Linked DNA regions of Homo sapiens: region 1 is linked to region 2. The links are chromatin loops, found by intact Hi-C in ENCODE. Cell type or tissue: heart left ventricle. All regions are shown on one strand. Links, peaks and the distances in the headings refer to the core of each region. The heading gives the core; the rest is flanking DNA.

Region 1 (8,327 bases), core at 291-8,290, 350 kb after region 2:
TAAATATTTACCTGATTCTCTAAATCCAGCAACAGGTGTTATAGTAAGGGAAGGGAGAGGAAGATTTGAGACACACGGAGGGGAAGGCCACATGAAGACGGAAGCAGAACCTGAGGAGATGCAGCCGCAAGCCAAGGAGTGCCTGGGGCTACCAATAGCTGGAAGGGGCAGGAAGGACCCTCCGCTAGAGGCTTATGCCACCCACGCCCCAACCCCAGTTTCCACGGCAGCCCTAGGAAAGGAATAGTGTCCAGGCTGCAGAGCCATGGCCAAGCTGCTACCTCCACAGTTTCTCTCCCTCCCGGGGGACAGTGCGGTCCTGCTCAGGAGATCAAGCCCCTGCCTCCCACCCACCTCTCACAAGTCCCCAGACCCACCCAGGCCCCAGGCGCCCGACTCAGGCACACGTTCAGCTGCAGCTGAGACACGCTGTCGCTGCCCCACCCATGGGAGGCTGCACCCCCTGGAGGAGCGAGGCAACTCAGGGTCCAGCATGCACCTGCTGGGTACCAATGTCCCCAGGTATGAAGCTGAGGGCCTCCCAGGCAGGAGTGGGCCTTGGGTGGAGAGGAGAAGACGAAAAGGATTCAGTTTAATGAGCAAACTGACGAGGCAGGATGCTGAAAACACAATTCTGAGTTTAATGTTTTCTGGAAAGAGCTGGGGGAGCTTAAGCAGCGAGTGTGGCGCTCTGCTTCCGGGCACGCCCACAGCAACTCGGCTTCAGAGTCTGACCCGCAGAAGTTCTTTAAAGAGAGGGACTTAGGGACCCCAGATCCCGGCAGCCAGGCCCAGAGAGGGAAGCAGGATTAGTCAAAACCAGGTGGGGGATGGGGGGAAGGAAGAGAGGCAGCGGGGGTTTGGGGGCCCAGCGGGTAGCAAGAGTGACCCTGGGCATCAACATGGGGTGAGGTGGAGAGGGGCTATGGGGTTCCTGGAGATCAGAGTCTGGGGTGGCCATGGGCAGGGCGAGAGCACCGTGGAGACACCGCAACCCTGCTCCAGCTGGTCCTGCAATTGCCACAGGGGCTATTGCCTCTCCTGCCACCCAGCTCCTGAGAGTGAATCCTGACACGGGTGATTGGGACGTGTACTTCCTCTTGACTCTGGTCTCAGGACTGAGGCTCACAGGAGCCTGAGAAACAGACAAGCGGGAGCTTTCTAGCCCCTTCCAGCTCTCCCCTGCTCTGAAGCCTAGAAAAAGCCCCTCTCAGGCTACTGGTCAGAGGCCTGGATGAGGGCAGTGGGGGCAGAAGGGGTCTGGATCAGCCTTGCTGCCAACCAACACAACACACGTGGAAGCGGTGATGCTTAGCCCACGAGGAGATGGGAGACTGCAGTGCTGCTTGAGGTGTTTTATAAAAAACAGAAGCCAAGGCCCCGGGGCCTTCTGGGGCTGATTTGTGTGGGAGGCGGCACAGAAAGCCGATGCCAGGGTGGCAGGCATGGAGACCACCCCCCAGGGCTCTGGGGTGGCACAGGGGTGGAGCAGAGCCACACATGGATGTACCAGGAGCTCTGCCCCTCATAGAAACATCTGCAGGCCTGGGGGACCCAGGGGTCCCTGGCCACTGTCAGGAGCCCTTCGGCTGCTTCTACCAACCTGGAGCCAAGGCAGGGGGCTCAGCTGTCCCTCTGGGAGGCTGACGCCTGGGGCCCCAGCCCCCATCACCTCGCAGCTGTGACTCAGAAAGACCAGCAGAGCCCTTGGGCAAGGCCACAGGGATGTCAGGGTCCACCTATCCCTCAAGAAAGTTCCTACGTGGCTTAAAAGAATTAAGCCAGAGGTAGTTTCCTGCCCCCGGCCCCTCCCCTGACCCCAGAGCTTTAACTTTGGATCTTCTCTTAAGCAGAGTCTCAACTGAAAAGGCCTCTCTCTTGGGAGCCAGCAGGCTGGCTGGAAAGACAAAAATAACAACCCTTTTCTTTGTCCTCCACGGTTTACTTTGCTCCTTTTGAGACCTTTAGAATTTGCCTAATTATTTCCAAGGACTGGAGCCGCGGTGCCGCACCCTGGGACGCCCTGCCGCCACCCGCGTCTCGCCGTGCGGGGTCACTTGAGGATGTGTGCAGAGAGGGCCGCGGAAGGTCCCAGAGGGTTCTCGCGGGTGCCCCGCCCTGGTGATTTCATCTGCCGTCAGCTCTCTCCAGAGGCTGCGGGATCTGGGAGCACCGATCGCTTTGGCTTTCTGTGTGTGCAGGGCGTCTCACTGAATGCCAAAGCCAGGGAGTCGGAGTCCAGGGATCGGGGAAGAGGCGGTGGGGTCAGCACAGCGCAGGGGTGGAAGGTGGCGAGAGGAAAGGAGGTGGCCGGCCAGCTAGGGCTCGGTGGCGTGCTTGACCAGGTAGCCACTGAAGGTGATGTAGGTGTCCAGCTCCTCGCTGAAGATGGCGTTCTCACGTTCGCCCTTGTAGAGGCGTACCCACACCTGGTCCTGCTCTCGCAGCTCCAGCATCAGGCTCTGGCTTTGCATGATGCTGCGGTCGCCCACCTGCGCGAACAAGATCACCACCTCCTCCTCGTTCTTCATGATGTGCAGGTAGGTCTCCTTCTGGTTCCAGGTGTGCACGTTGAGGCTGAAGAAGTAGAGGCCGGGCACGTAGCAGTAGAACTTGCCGGTGAACATGTTGAAGTGGTCGTAGAGGTTCACGAACTCCGTGTCGAAGATCACCGTCTGGTAGTAGTGGTTGCTGTGCATGGGCTTCTTCCGGCCCACCGAAAAGGCGGCGTAGTGGCTCTTGCACCGCTCCCCAGGGGCCCCCATGGAGCCCTTCTGCCCTTTGGGTCCAGTGTGGCCCCTGGCCCCTGCTGAGCCTGTTTTGCCATATTTCCCTTGGAGGCCTCGATCTCCGCGGTCACCCTTCTCCCCTAAAAGGGATGGGAAAACGCGTGCTGTTAATGGAGCAATCCGGTAGTGTCCTGAGCCTTGGCTGCTCACTCTCCGGTCCCTGGCGCTGTCCTGATTCGTCCTCACAGCCCTGACCTGGCAGAAGCTTCACTCCTGCCCCCAGCCCCCTGCCACGGGCGGCGTCCCAGCCTGGCACAGAGGTATTGTGATTCCCAAAATGGCCAAGCAAACAGACTCAACCTCAAGGATGGTTCTATTTTCGCCCAGAAGCAATAATTTTTTTTTCCTTCTGGAAAGCCCTGGTAAAAAAAAAAAAAAAGAAAAGAAAAAAAAGAAAATGGAACATACGGGTTCGTCCAAAAGCAATGGGCTCTGCGGCCAGACCGACGGCTCGCTCTGAGCAAATGAACTCCAGATGTCGGGGCCAGCTGGGGATCTAGGCTGCAAGTGTTTCCAGTTCGATTTCACGGGGCTGTGCAGGGTTATCTGCCGTGTGCAGGACCGGAGCGAGCAGGTGGCATTTCAGAAAGCAGGCTGGGGGACCAAGCCCCAAAGCAAAGGGCCTAGAAGCCTGGCGTCCACATACAACTGGAGGGACGAGACCCCGAGTAGCCTCTGGGCTCCCTCTCCTGCTCTTGGTCCTGTGGGCCCCTTTCCAACCCCTCCTCTTGGAGAGGGGCCAGAGCCTCAAAATCAGAATTTCCTGTGCCTTCCCCTCTAGATGACAGCCTGCCTGCCTCTGCTCCCTGTCCCGAGGGAGCCATTCTGCTCTCGCCTAGCCCCACCCTAACGACTCCATCCCTTCCTCCGGATCAGCACAGAGCAGCCCGGCCACCCCGTGCTTGTCTTTGCAGCCATCTGACCTTTCAAGATAGTGATGTTGATCTGGGGCACGGCGGTCGCCGGGTACATGGAGGTACCGGGGTCACAGCAGCGCAAGCACCGGGAAGCAGGGAGCCCCTGGTCCTGACTGGGCCTGTATTTTTCATGTTGTTCTTCAGCCCTGAGGGAATAAAGAATCACAGTGAAAGTCAGCCACTCTCAGGCCTGGAAACGCTGCTCTCTCCTGCTGCCAGTGGTTCTGGCATGCCTGACCTGCCTTCTCACTCTCTCACCTGGACCCACAAGGCTCTGTGTTCACGCTGGTGGGCTCACGGCCCACTCTGGGATCCTCACTACCGAACGAGCCCCCTGCCCTCTGTTAAAGGCAATGACAGTCCTGGAAACACACGCAGCGATCAATTGAGTGCCACGCAAGATGGGGGCTGCTCGGGAGAAATCCACACTTCTAAGAGAGGGTCTTTGGGTGACACAAGACAATGCCGGGACTCCCTATCGTATATCCGTGATGCTAGAAAATAACATATGAAGCTGACTCGTCTGCAAATAAGAAGGTTCAACTGGATCTTTAGGATTCCCCTCAGCTGTAGCCGCTGGAGAGACTCTTATGTTTCCAACCTGATTGGAAGGACAAGCCCGCAGGCAGGATGGACGGCGGCGGCTCCTGGCTGCCACCTCGCGGCCCCTCATGGCATCACATGTGCTCTGGCTTGTGGCTCTTCTTGCCCAGGCTGTAGAGCTGCGCAGACCCACGGGGGCAGCAAAGTCCCCCTGGATGGGCCAGCTCCTCATCTAATGCTGCTCCCACTTCTGCACCCCAGACTATCCAGGAAACGGATCTCTGTGCCCTAAGTTCAGCTACCCATAAGCCCAGGACTCCCAGATGGACATCTCACCCCTACCTCTCTCCTAAGCCCCAGACCTTGACTTCAAACTTCTCACCAGAAGTCTCCATCTGGAGATGCAACAGGCCCCACAGATGTCATGTATGCAAAACCGAAACCCCTGTCCCCATCCCTTCGCCCCTGGAATCTTCTCTTTCTGAGCTCTGTTCCTGGCATCAACAGCGGGTGCCCAGGGTGGAGCCTTCGGCATCACCCCCGACTCCCTCCGCCAACCCCCTGGCACAACTTTCAGCAGAGTCCTGGGCTCCCAGCCAAAAGGCACCTCCAGAACTGAGCCCAGGGCCCTCATCATCTCTGATGCACCCCTGCCATTTCGACTCTCACTTGGAATCTGCCCCTCCCCGCACCAGCTCATCCTCTCTGCTGCCTCCCTCTGGCATTCTTCCGAGAACACCGTCCAATTCAAGCTTTCCCATGATTCCTCTTGTTCTTTGTAGGATTGAGTTCAGGTGAGACCCTCCCCAACTAGACCCAGCTGCCTCCAGGCTCAACTGCCCTACTGTCCTCCAGCCTCCAGCCTCCAGCACTGGGTCTCACCATCCCAAACCACCCACCAGCCCAACAAACACCACCAGCCATGCCTTTGCACACCCCATTCTGGCTACCAGGTAGCTTTCCCCTCCTTCTGCACCTGGGAGGCCCGCAGGTGTCCTTCAAGACCTAGTTCACTCCTTTCAGTCTTCCTGGGACCCGCTCCTCCCTCTCCTGGCCCTGCCTCCAGCGTCATGGGTACACCCCTACTACAAAGCCCACCACGCTGCCCTGTCTCTCATGTGTCTATCTCCCTCTCGGCCTCAGAGCTCCTGGAGGCCAGGACTGTGCCACTCATGTGTCCCCCCGTGCCTGGGGGATGGCCTGACTGATAGGAGGGGCTCAATCAAAGAAAGAGGAGGGAGAGGAAGAAAGAACGGAATGATGTGACTCAACCTCAAATCCTGTCCAATCCCATCGTACACTGAAGTTAGTCTGAAGCCTCAAGTATCAAGTCAGCCCAACGCTCAAAATAATGAAGAGACTCCAAGCCAGGCTTGAGCTGTCGCCGGGTCTCCAGGACCTCACTCTGGGTACATGGCAGTTGGATGAAGCACTCGGCTTCCCTAGGAAATGTCCCAGGTCGGCTGGAGTCTCTCTGTCATTGCAGGTCGTAGACACGAAGGCCATCCAGAGTCCTTCACAACCTTTCAAGGGAAGCCGACACTTGGCCCACCCAGTCTCCGCTGTCCTCTCCTGTCCTGCAGTGTGATAAGACGCGTGGGCCATGGACACCAGCTCTTGGTCCAGCATCTCTCCTAAGGCCATGCTCCACTTCTCCCTGCCTCCAAGTGGTGCCTAGGTCCCCAGCAGATATTCTCAGCGGACAAAGTGAGAATGGAAAGACAAACTGGAGGGCAGGTTGGGAGCTTGGTCTGCTCTTAAGGAGGCAGCTGCAAAGCCACTTGCAGACCCCACTCCTTTAGGCTCGTGGTGAGGCTGGATCACTGTCCGCAGTTTCAGGTGAGGTGCCCAAGCCACTGAAAGGAGGAATCGCTCGTCTGTCCTGCAGGACCAGCCTCCAGCAGGGCCACGGCTCAGCTTCAGCTTTCTTGCCTTCACATCTCACAGTGAACTAGCTCCCCCAGGGGCCCCAAGGCCCAGGCTCAGCCTGGCCAGAGCCAGAGCTCCTGCTATTACACCCTCGTGGCCCCTCACCTCTCGGCATGGTCCGGAGGCGACGGCAGCTCCTCAGTCCCCTCCCACTCCTGCTGTTCCCCCTGGACATGGGGCACACGACTCAGGACCAGGCCAGAGGCAAAGGCAAGGAGCAGGCAGTACGCCAGCAAGAGTCCCTGTCCACGGGAGCCCATCTTCCTGCCGGGCCCTGGTGGGAAAGAAACACACAGGGAAGGCACCGAGTTAGGAAGGAGCTGCACAGAGAAACAGCCTGAAAATTGGGGAGAGAAACAGCCTGGAAATCGGAGGTGCTTCCCCAGCCTCACGCCACTGGGAAATGCTGCAGTTACACAGCTTCTGGGAGGACAATCACTCTCACACACCCATGCATGCATACACGCACTCACGACGCACTCACGTGCACACACGCACATGCACACACATTCACATACATGCAACCCCCACACATGCACACACTCAACACACATGCAATCCACACATGCACACACAGTCACATACACTCACATGCAACCCACACATTCACATGCACCCAACACACATGCAATCCACACACATGTAATCCACACACATGTACACACAATACACATGCACAGTCTCAACAATGAAACCTACACACATGCATACATATACCCACATCACATGCACACTCATGCAATCCACGCACCCATATGCACACTCTTAACACACATGGAATCCACACGCTCACATGCACACAGTCAACACACATACACTCACACTCACATGCACATACATGCACATACACAGTCCACACACATGCACTCACACATGCAATCCACATGCTCACATGCACTCAACACACATGCACAACTCACATGCACACATACCCAAATCACATGCACACTCTCAACACACATGCACACACATGCATACATATACCCATATCACATGCACACAGATTCACACACACATGCAATCCACACACATGCACACTTTTACATGCACTCACACACATATACCATCACATGCACTCACATGCAATCCAACATGCACACACATTCACATACATGCAATCCATGCACACATGCACACACATACACACATGCAACCCACACACACATGCAACCCACACATGCACACACATTCATATACATGCAATCCACACACATGCACATTCGCATACATGCAATCCACACATGCACACTTTCAACACACGTGCACACATTAACATGCACACATATACCCACATCACATGCACACTCACGTGCACGCCCGCATACTCTCAACACATTCACATGCATGCACATCCACTCATGCACACATGCGCTCACATGTACACACACCTTCACATGTGCGCACACACTCTGCCCCCAGAGCCTCAGCCAGTCAGGCTGGTGTTGAGGGGTTGCTGAGCAAGGTGCTGTCTCTGCCCACCCAGCCTCTCGGGAAGGAGAGTCCATCAGCCGCTGGCCCCACAGACAATTGTATACCACCCCTCTTAGGACAGTAAGAAAAATCCCAAGCAAGCTTTGAATGATCATCATCCCTTAACTCAAAGCAAAGCTGGCTCAATGACCAGGTCCTTCACCGGTGGGTAGGTGGGTAGGAAGGTGGCTGCAAGCTGCTTTCTGGCCACCAGGCGGCGCATCAGCAGGTGTCCTTGGCATCTACTTTAGGGATGTGCCAAGCCCAGCCCCACAGAGCAGTCATCCTTCCAGGAAGCCAACCCCACGTCTCACTCCCAGAGCTTTTGGCAAAAGCTTGGGGCAGGACCCCCTCCATCCAGTATTGGGACAGTCCTTCTAGAAAGGGGTGCTCACGGAGGTGGGGAGTCCAGGGAGCCCGCGAGGGGCGGCACTTGGGCCCACATTAGGCGAACGCCCACCTGCCACCCTGTGAGCGGCTTGCTCCCCTCGCCCAGGAATCTGGCATCAGGAGTCGCAGGCCCAGCCGTTTCAGGTGGGCCGAAAACCTCCCCACCGAGGGGCACAGCGACTGTGGTCAACTCTAACCCCTCTTTGTTCACCAAAATGTAAAACTCGAAATGTCGCAGGCCCCGTGGGAACACCTCATTCAACACACAGCCGCCCAGTGAGAAGGTGGG
Region 2 (8,327 bases), core at 137-8,136:
GTGTGCTGAGCCTGGCTTAGGAGAGAGGGTCTCAAAGACACCTTTGGCCTCAGTGAGGGTCACCTGTACAAATGGAGCCGTGTGTGGCTCACAGATGTGATGCAGCTTAAGCGAGGCCAGACACATAGCAGGTCCCCAGGAAGTGTGGTTCCTCCCGGCACTGAGCGGTGGTTGGCTCCACTGTGCTCAGTCCAGGTGTGGAATGCCCCATCCCTTAGGAGGGGTCCTCCCAGGCAGGGAGCCAAAGGCTTGCTCAAGATAGAGCCTGCAGCTGTTCTCCACAGAGGCCGCCACACATTGCTGGGTCCGGTGTCAGCTCATCGTGGCTGCAAATGAAACAAAGGGACTAACAAAAACATCTAGCCCTTTGCCACTGATCCTTGAATCCCTGGTCTCCGGCAGAAGGTTGACGGGAGGCCCAGATAGAGCACTGCTTTGCGGGCCTGGATCCCCATCAGTCGCACTGAATGACAGCAGCTGTGGCCACCACTGGGATGGCTGATCCACCTTTAAGGCTGTTCTGGAAGGCTGCACTTAACCCTGGGTTCTCATCCACCCTTCTGGCACCTCCTGACGTCTTGCCGCCTCTCTGCGTCGTCCCACCTGCACACGCCCCGAGCGCCTGTGTTGCGTCTCCAGGCCCTTCTCCTAGCTCTTCTCATATCCCTCTACCTCACTGGGTCACTCATGTAGCGAGGGCCCGGGACGTCTCAGGAGTGGGGCAGAGCTGTGGCTCCAATGAGCCTGGGGTAGTTGAGGAGAGAGATGTGTGGGTCAGTGGGGGCTCAGGCTTCAGTGTTGGAACAATTATCTGTGCAAAGAGACTTGGATAAAGAGGCATGGTCCAAGGCTTCAGACAAGACCATTTAGAGTGGGGGCCATTTGTTTACTCTGTGGACCTGTTTCCAGTTCACGTCCTTCATTTGCTCATCTCGCTGGGAGGACTGTGCGTGCTGCCTTGACTGTCAGCCTCCTGTCCTGGAGTGGATGGAGAAGGACAGGCCCTTGAGGCTGGCGTGGCTTGCTCCATTTTTGGCCAAGCACTAGGGTGCCGGCCTAGGGTGGACATAGAAGCCAGACTGTTTTCCAGGGGGTAAGATGAACCCCACCTGCACTCAGAGGGCCCTGGAGACCCCTGCCCCAGTGGTGGAGATGGGGGCTTGGCTGGGCTCTGGCCTCAGGGTCACTCTGCACTGTGGGGAGTGAGTGTCTCAGTGATCAGGGTGCAGGGTGAGCTCCTCCCTGGACCTGGACACAGTGTCGTCCTTGAGTCCCTCATGCTTTTCCATCCTGGGCCCTCTGTCCATTCTCGCAGATCTCAGCCCACAGGCGAGGGCTCAGATGTGTGTGTGATGACCGATTCAGATGATGTGCGCGGGGACCAACTCAGATGTGCGTGATGATTGGCTCAGACGATGTGCATAGTGACCGGCTCAGATGATGTGTATGATGACGGGCTCGGATGTGCACTGATGACCAGCTCCGATGTGTGTGATGACCAGTTCAGATGATGTGCACGGGGACAGACTCAGATGTGCATGACTGGCTCAGACGATGTGCGTGGTGACCGGCTCAGATGATGTGTATGATGACCGGCTCAGATGTGCATTGATGGCCATCTCTGATGTGTGCGATGAATGGCTCAGATGATGTGCGTGATGACCGGCTCAGATGATGTGTGTGATGACCAGCTCAGATGTGCATGATGACTGGCTCAGATGATGTGCATGATGATGACCAGCTCTGATGTGCATGATGACCAGCTCTGATGTGCGTGATGACCAGCTCAGATGATGTGTATGATGACCGGCTCAGATGTGCGTGATGACCGGCTCAGACGATGTGTGGCGACAGGCTCAGATCATGTGTGTGATGACCGGCTCAGATGTGCATTGATGACCGGCTCCGATGTATGTGATGACTGGCTCAGATGTTCATTGATGACCAGCTCCGATGTGTGTGATGACCCGCTCAGCATCCAGTGTGCTATTGCCCTGGCCAGGAGCAGGAGCAGATTGCCGACCAGGAGCCAGCTCCCAGCAGTGCCAGCCAGCGCCGCGAGGTGGCGCCAGGGACCACACGAACGGAGAGCGTTTCCCTGCGGCTGCTCACTGGCCGGGTCTCCCCTGAGAGGCTTGCTTCGTCCAGCATCTCCCTCCCAGTGTATTGTAACCACGACTCTCCTGTCTTCTAACAAGCAAGTTAGGTGCAGGTGGAAGTGTGGGGTTGGGGTGTGGGTAGGAGAGGTGCCCCAAGCCTCCCTTTCCCCCTGTGCTGCAGCAGGCGGCTACGCGGGTGGAACTGAACTGTGAAACCCCAAATCCGTCTCCATAAAGGTTTTGTGTGTTTGAGAAAAAATGCCTTTGCACTCTGCTATGTTCTATCTCTTGCTCATATCACAGTTCATTGTGTATATTTTACAACTCCTACATATTTTGGGGGCACAGGTGCAATTTTGTTACATGTGCAGACTGTGTAGTGGTCAAGTTGGGGCTTTGGTCTCCATCACGATGCACTTGGAATTGCAAATTTTGGTGGTTCTCTTGCTTGGTAGTTTAGGTTTGGGGAAAGGAAATGTGTGTTCGTTAACTGATAAATATTCCTATTTAGTAAGTACATGTCAGGATAAATGAGAAGGAATCCTTTCTCCTCAGAGAAGCTCTGCAGGAGTCAGTGTCTCAGTCAGCAGCAGCAGGTTATGCTCAGTAACAAACAACCCCACATCAGAGATCTGTAGCAATTGCGGGTTGATTTCTGGCTCATATGCATCTTGGTTCCTGAGGGTGTTGTGCTGTGCTGTTGCCCTCACTCAGGACCCAAGCTCATAGAGCCACTGCCCGATGCTTGCCAGATATCGGGAAGAGAGGGTGTGGTACTGCACACACTGTTGGTTCTGCAAACTTCGGCTGGAAGTGACACCCCTCTGCTCCCATTTTGTTGGGCAAAGCAAGTCACGGGATGGTGCCTAACTTAAGTGGGTGGGAAGGGCAGCTCCCCGTGGCTCCAGCAGGAACAGGAGCCAGGAGATTATGAACAACCTCAGTGACAGCCACAAGACACCTGTACCACCGACATTACCATGCACCTGTGAGTGGCCGGGCCCTGCGCTCACTACCGTGTGAGAGTTAGCTTATGAATCTTCACAACTCCACAATGAAAGACGGTGAAATCACGTGCCCAGGATCACACAGCTAGTAAGTGGCAGGGCTGGAATTCAGGGCCAACTGGCTGCAAGGTCCGTGTGCTGAGCTGCCTCTCTCTGCTGTGTGAGTTTGGATTCTGGAACAATCGTTGGCATAACTAACCACTGAGAAAAGAGACGGGGGTGAGGAGGCTGCCCCAGTTTTCTTTACTGTTAGCTCTGTGATGTGCTGTTGTTGGCTCCATTTCACAGAGGAAGGTGCTGAGGCTAAAAGAGTTTGCCCAAGGTCCCGCAGCGGGTCCGAAGTGCCCGGGCACTATGGGAACCCTGTTGCTTGTCGGTGTCTGTTTCCAAGACGGCAGAAAGCCTGACCATCGCGGGGCCCTGGCGGGAGCGTTGCCATACAAGTTTCCTTCCACCAGGGGGAGCACGTGCCTTCTCAGCAAACCCGCGACCTGTGAGCTTCAGAACCGGGAAGGAGGGGACCTGGGGCTTGTCCAGCCTGGAGCCTTTTTTTTTTAACAGATTCGGAAACCGAGGATCAGAGCGGGGGTGTGCTGTCCCCCAAACACATGCGTACTGGTTCTCGTTGTCATGCATGTTGGTGGTCCTGGTGTCTCCACATACCCCCCACCCTAACTCACACGTGCACACAGACTTTCCTGTGCCCACACACGCTCACACGCACATATATGTGGATGCACAGGCAGGCAAGTACACACGCATGTATGCACATGTGCACGTGTACATGTACCTCACTGGGCCTCATTTCTTCATTCCTAAAACTAAATTCCTAATTCCTAAAAGTGAATCAGCACCTGTGAGGTTGGTTTCGGGTGAGATTAAAATCGGTGGCATTTGCCGTATTTGGGCGGACAAGTCATGAACTTGACATTTTAGATAATAATTCAGGAAGATGTTATGATACCACCCATTATTAAGCAGAGGAGACTGAGGCTCAGAGAAGTTAGGTAACCTGCCCGAGTGTTCACCAATCGTGGGAAGGAGAGCTGAAGCTTGAACCCAGGTGTGCTGGGTTTAAATCCTCCCTTTTTCTCCCCCTGAGACAGCTGGTCATTGAGGGTCAGGTGAGAGGTGCTGGAGCTGAGACCCCAGCTTGGGGGTTGCGCTAAGGAATTTGGATTTCATCCTGCAAGCAGTGGGGAAGTCGCTGACGGTTGAAGAGAAGCTGGAGTTTGATACAGTGGTAGTGAGGTTTTAGAAAAGTTAATCAGACTGTCTGGAAAAAGAGAGGCTGGTATCAGGGAGCCTGGCTGGCAGGGGTTACAGGCCACCAGACCCGAGGTGCGAAGGCTCCCATGGCAGTGGGTAGAAGAGAGACTTTGAAGAGACAGCGAGAAAGCCTTCCAGGGAAGGATCTGTGGGAATCAGGGGGCTGTGGAGAAGAAAGCGGGAAGAGAGAAGGGAGAAGCAGAGCTGGCTTTGGGTGGGTCCAGGAACTCCCTGCCGGCACCCGAGCAGTCCCACCAGGGGCTCATCCCGAGGTGTCTGGGCAGGAAGGTGCCTCCTGGTGAGGGGTTCCGCTGCCTCAACTCTCAGATGCTCCATGCGCTCCTCCAGTTTCCCACTGCCAGGATCCCCACCCTGAACTCGCCTCTGGCAAACTTTGAATGGGCCATGCGTTGGGAGGCCGAGACGGGCAGATTGTCTGAGATAAGGAGTTCGAGACCAGCCTGGCCAACATGGCGAAACCCTGTCTCTACTAAAAATACAAAATTAGCTGGGTTTGGTGGCAGGCGCCTGTAATCCCAGCTACTTGGGAGGCTGAGGCAGGAGAATCACTTGAACCTGAGAGGCAGACGTTGTAGTGAGCCGAGATTGTGCCACTGCACTCCAGCCTGGGCGACAAGAGCGAGACTCCATCTAAAAAAAAAAAAAAAAAGCAGTGGCGCAAAGACTGTATTTCCACGCCGGTTGGACTCTGAGTGCATTTTCCAGCACCAAAGTGGGCAGATGGGGCTGAGCCCCGAATGAGCTGGAACCCGTCACCTGGCCGTGATGGTCGTGATGAAACCACAGCGTGGCAAAGCCAAACTCAGAGTGGAGTCTAAGAAGTCCCCCCGGGATGCTGGTGTCTGCCAGCTAAAGGATTGCAGGATGATGGGGCGGAGGGATGTGTTATTCTAGGAGGACCTCTGGGCACTTGAAAGTCAGTGCAGCGTCCCGGAGGTTGGACACCTCAGAACTCTGTGGACTTGCCCTTCACTGCTGCTGGTCCTCCTCTGTGGACCCAGCCCCTCGGCCGGGTGGCTGGCTACGGAGACCCGGAGGCTGCGGAGACCCGGAGGCTGCGGAGACCCGGCGGCTGCGGAGACCTGGAGGCTACGGAGACCTGGAGGCTGCGGAGACCTGGAGGCTGCGGAGACCTGGAGGCTGCGGAGACCCGGAGGCTACAGAGACCTGGAGGCTGCGGAGACCTGGCTCTGGTTGCTCCAAGGCCTCCTTCTCAGCTGAAACCCTCTCTGCTTTGGAAACAGAAAACGCTAGTCTCCAGCCCTGCAGTATCTGAGCATGGCCCTGGCCCCCTCAGTCTCCTCTCATTCTAAACTGTTGTCTTTTGTGCCTTTGTATAAATTAATTCGTGCTGATGAACCACTGAGCACTGGTTCCCCAAGTACGGTCCCCAGCCTGGAAGTACTGGCATTCCCCAGGAACGTACAAGAAAGGCATGTCGTCTGTCCCACCCCAGATCTCTGGAGTCAGGCAGTCTGGAAACCGGCCCAGCATGCTCATGTGTCATGTGTCGGTAAGGCTGCCCTTACCTGAGTGGAGACCCACTGAGGCCGAGGCAGGGTGGGGGACTCAGTGTTTAACAATAGGCTCTTCCAAAGGAACTAAAGCAGGTTGATGTGTAGCATTTGTCAATTCCCCTGCTGTAAATACCCCCTCAAGGGCTGTCAGCTGCTGTCAGCTGGCTTGTAGAGTTCCTGAAAAGTACGAACCAGCTGCAGCATTACTGACGGGGAGAAGTCAAAAGTCCAGAAAGGGGGCCTCCCAGGGGCAGGAGTGCTCCAGAGAATACCCAGCTACTGTTTATTTGGGCATCTCATTCTAGGGGTCCCCAGACCTTTGTGTTTCTACCCCCAGTCCTCCATATGTCACATAACCACCAACTCTCGTTGCACACCAAAGGGGTGAGTGACCCGAGGTTTGGTGGTTAGTGCTCTCCTGGAAGAGCAGCGAGGGAGAGAGGAAGGGGACCCCAAACTTCAAAAGTGAGTTTCCTCCCCTGTGACGCGGTGCTTGCCACACCGCCCCCCCGCGCCCACCGCTTCGTCCCTCCGTCTCTGTTCTCATTCATGGTCAGTGTGGAGGAAGGATGTAGAGAAAAGGCCATTGGTGGGGCCACGTCTCCCTCTGAAATGCTTATTGCAGGAGGCGAAGGAAGCTGAGAGGCAAGGCCCCAGTTCTAAAGGATTGGAGGGCTTGGCGGCTGGGAGGAGTTAAGGGAATCTGTTCCCTGCCGCTGGGAGAGGATGGTGATCGGTGAGCACAGCTCAGAGATAAGTGGTTAGCGGGCAAGATGAATTATCAGTGGGGCTGTGGTGGCCACCTGTGTGAGTGATGCTTGGCGAGAGGCTCCGGCAGCACCGGGGCATGTGCAGGAGGGGTGGCTGGAGGCGGCTGCTGAGGAGCTGCCACCTGTGTCCTTGCCGGGAACCCTGGCCGGGACGTGGACATCCTCCGTGGCCACTAGAGGGTAGTGCTGCTGCAGGTGGGAACGAGATCCAGCCCGCAGCTGTGCAGTGAGCTTCCTGGAGCAGGGGCGCTCAGAGCCAGCTTAAATCCCCTGTTTTTAAAAGAGATTAGAGATTTATTAAAAATCTTCTCTTTTAAAAATGCCTGCCTTTGGTGACTAAGTAAGGCGCATGCAGGTGGGAAGGCATCTGGACACAGCTGAAAACGATTCCATGTGTGTTGGAAGAAGTAGGGAACAGGCTCCATGCGTGGGGAGATGAGTAACCCTTGACAAAGCTCCCTAAAACAGGATCTTGCACTGGCTCTGCATCCTCGTTCAGCCGTGGTCATGCCTGGGTGCTTTTGAGGCCCTGGAAGGGCCCAACTCCTTGTTCTCTCAAGCTCTTCTGGCCTGGGCATGACTCTTCTGTGATAGAGCCCCCACCCCAGTCACAGCCCATGGAGCACATGGGGGCTGCGTAGTTATGGCCCAGTCTGTGTGGTCAGAGAGCTGCTAACACACATGCACACACACATGCACACACATTTGTATGCACAACCACACATGCACATATACATGTCCACATGCACACACATGCACACGTAGGCACACACACTGCACAGTGCACACATGTACATGCACACAAGTTCATATCCACTTGCATGCACACACACACACACGTACACATTCACACATGCACACACAGGTACACGTTCACACATGCATGTACATGCACACATGTACACATGCACACGCATGTATGCACACTCGTACACACAATCACACACTCTTGCACATGTGCACACACACTGTACAGTGCACACATACCCATGCACACGTTAGTCTGGTCCTGCTCTTGGGGTATGGGTTGGGAAGGAGTGGGCTCTTCCCTTGAACTCCAAGTGCCCAGGCCCCCTGCAGTGTGGTTATGGGTTTTCAGGAGGCAAGAAGAATCTTCCTCCTGCTCCCAGTGAAAGAAGTGGCCCCACTGCACCCAGCCTGGGGGCCCCCAGTCCAACAACATGGCACATAGGCAGTGGTGAGAACCACAGTGAGGCAGAGCTCATGGCCCCTCATTTGTATTTGGCTTGGGGGAGAAGCCTGTCCTCTCTGGCCTCAGCTTTCTCATCCAGCCCATGCGGGCGGTACCAGCCATCTTCCAGTGAAGACGGTGGGACCCTGTGGGCCCTGGCAGTATTTATCCCTAGATCAGGCCCTGCCGGAAAGCTGAGGTTGCTTTTAAAAGACCTGGGACTTGTTTTCAGGGTCTCTGATGAGTGTTCCCCAGAGTGTGTTTGCCTTCATGTTTTGACTCACGCCTGTGAGTTGTTAGAATAATAGGACCGATTTTTCTTAACCTTTAAGGATGCTGGGGTTTTTTTGTGATGAAAAGCACACTCAGATACACAAAACCCTTTACTAGGCTGTATCAGATCAGTTTTTACTGTAGAAACAAATTACTGAAGTCACGCAGTGGAAATGCTG

What was found. Peaks named below come from ENCODE experiments on the same cell type or tissue, not always from the same donor. Only the 100,000 strongest peaks of a DNase experiment are listed, where the experiment ranks them.
Region 1: a loop joins it to region 2, with 20 times the contacts of the local background. A loop is called at or near these places in 33 of 110 quality-filtered maps.

The regions. Positions count from the first base shown.
Region 1 is chr17:79,042,080-79,050,406 of GRCh38, reverse strand. It overlaps C1QTNF1 (C1q and TNF related 1), which reads right to left. Exons shown (of 4, transcript NM_030968.5): 2 at 6,284-6,452; 3 at 3,713-3,852; 4 at 619-2,869. The coding sequence starts at 6,438. The coding sequence ends at 2,319. Among named protein-coding and RNA genes, the nearest start is that of C1QTNF1-AS1, 19 kb to the right of the region's middle. RefSeq lists enhancers at 2,554-3,753, 5,942-6,442. In heart left ventricle, for the core only: CTCF peaks have their summits at 4,376 (motif pointing left), 7,651 and 7,850 (motif pointing right); DNase peaks (open chromatin) are centred at 2,100, 3,300, 4,366, 7,876 and 1 weaker place; H3K4me3 peaks cover 1,986 bases; H3K27ac peaks cover 2,578 bases.
Region 2 is chr17:79,387,197-79,395,523 of GRCh38, reverse strand. All of the region lies in intron 2 of RBFOX3 (RNA binding fox-1 homolog 3), which reads left to right. Among named protein-coding and RNA genes, the nearest start is that of RBFOX3, 220 kb to the left of the region's middle. In heart left ventricle, for the core only: CTCF peaks have their summits at 2,063 (motif pointing right), 3,560 (motif pointing right), 6,647 and 6,850 (motif pointing right); DNase peaks (open chromatin) are centred at 2,063, 3,533 and 6,845; H3K27me3 peaks cover 7,635 bases.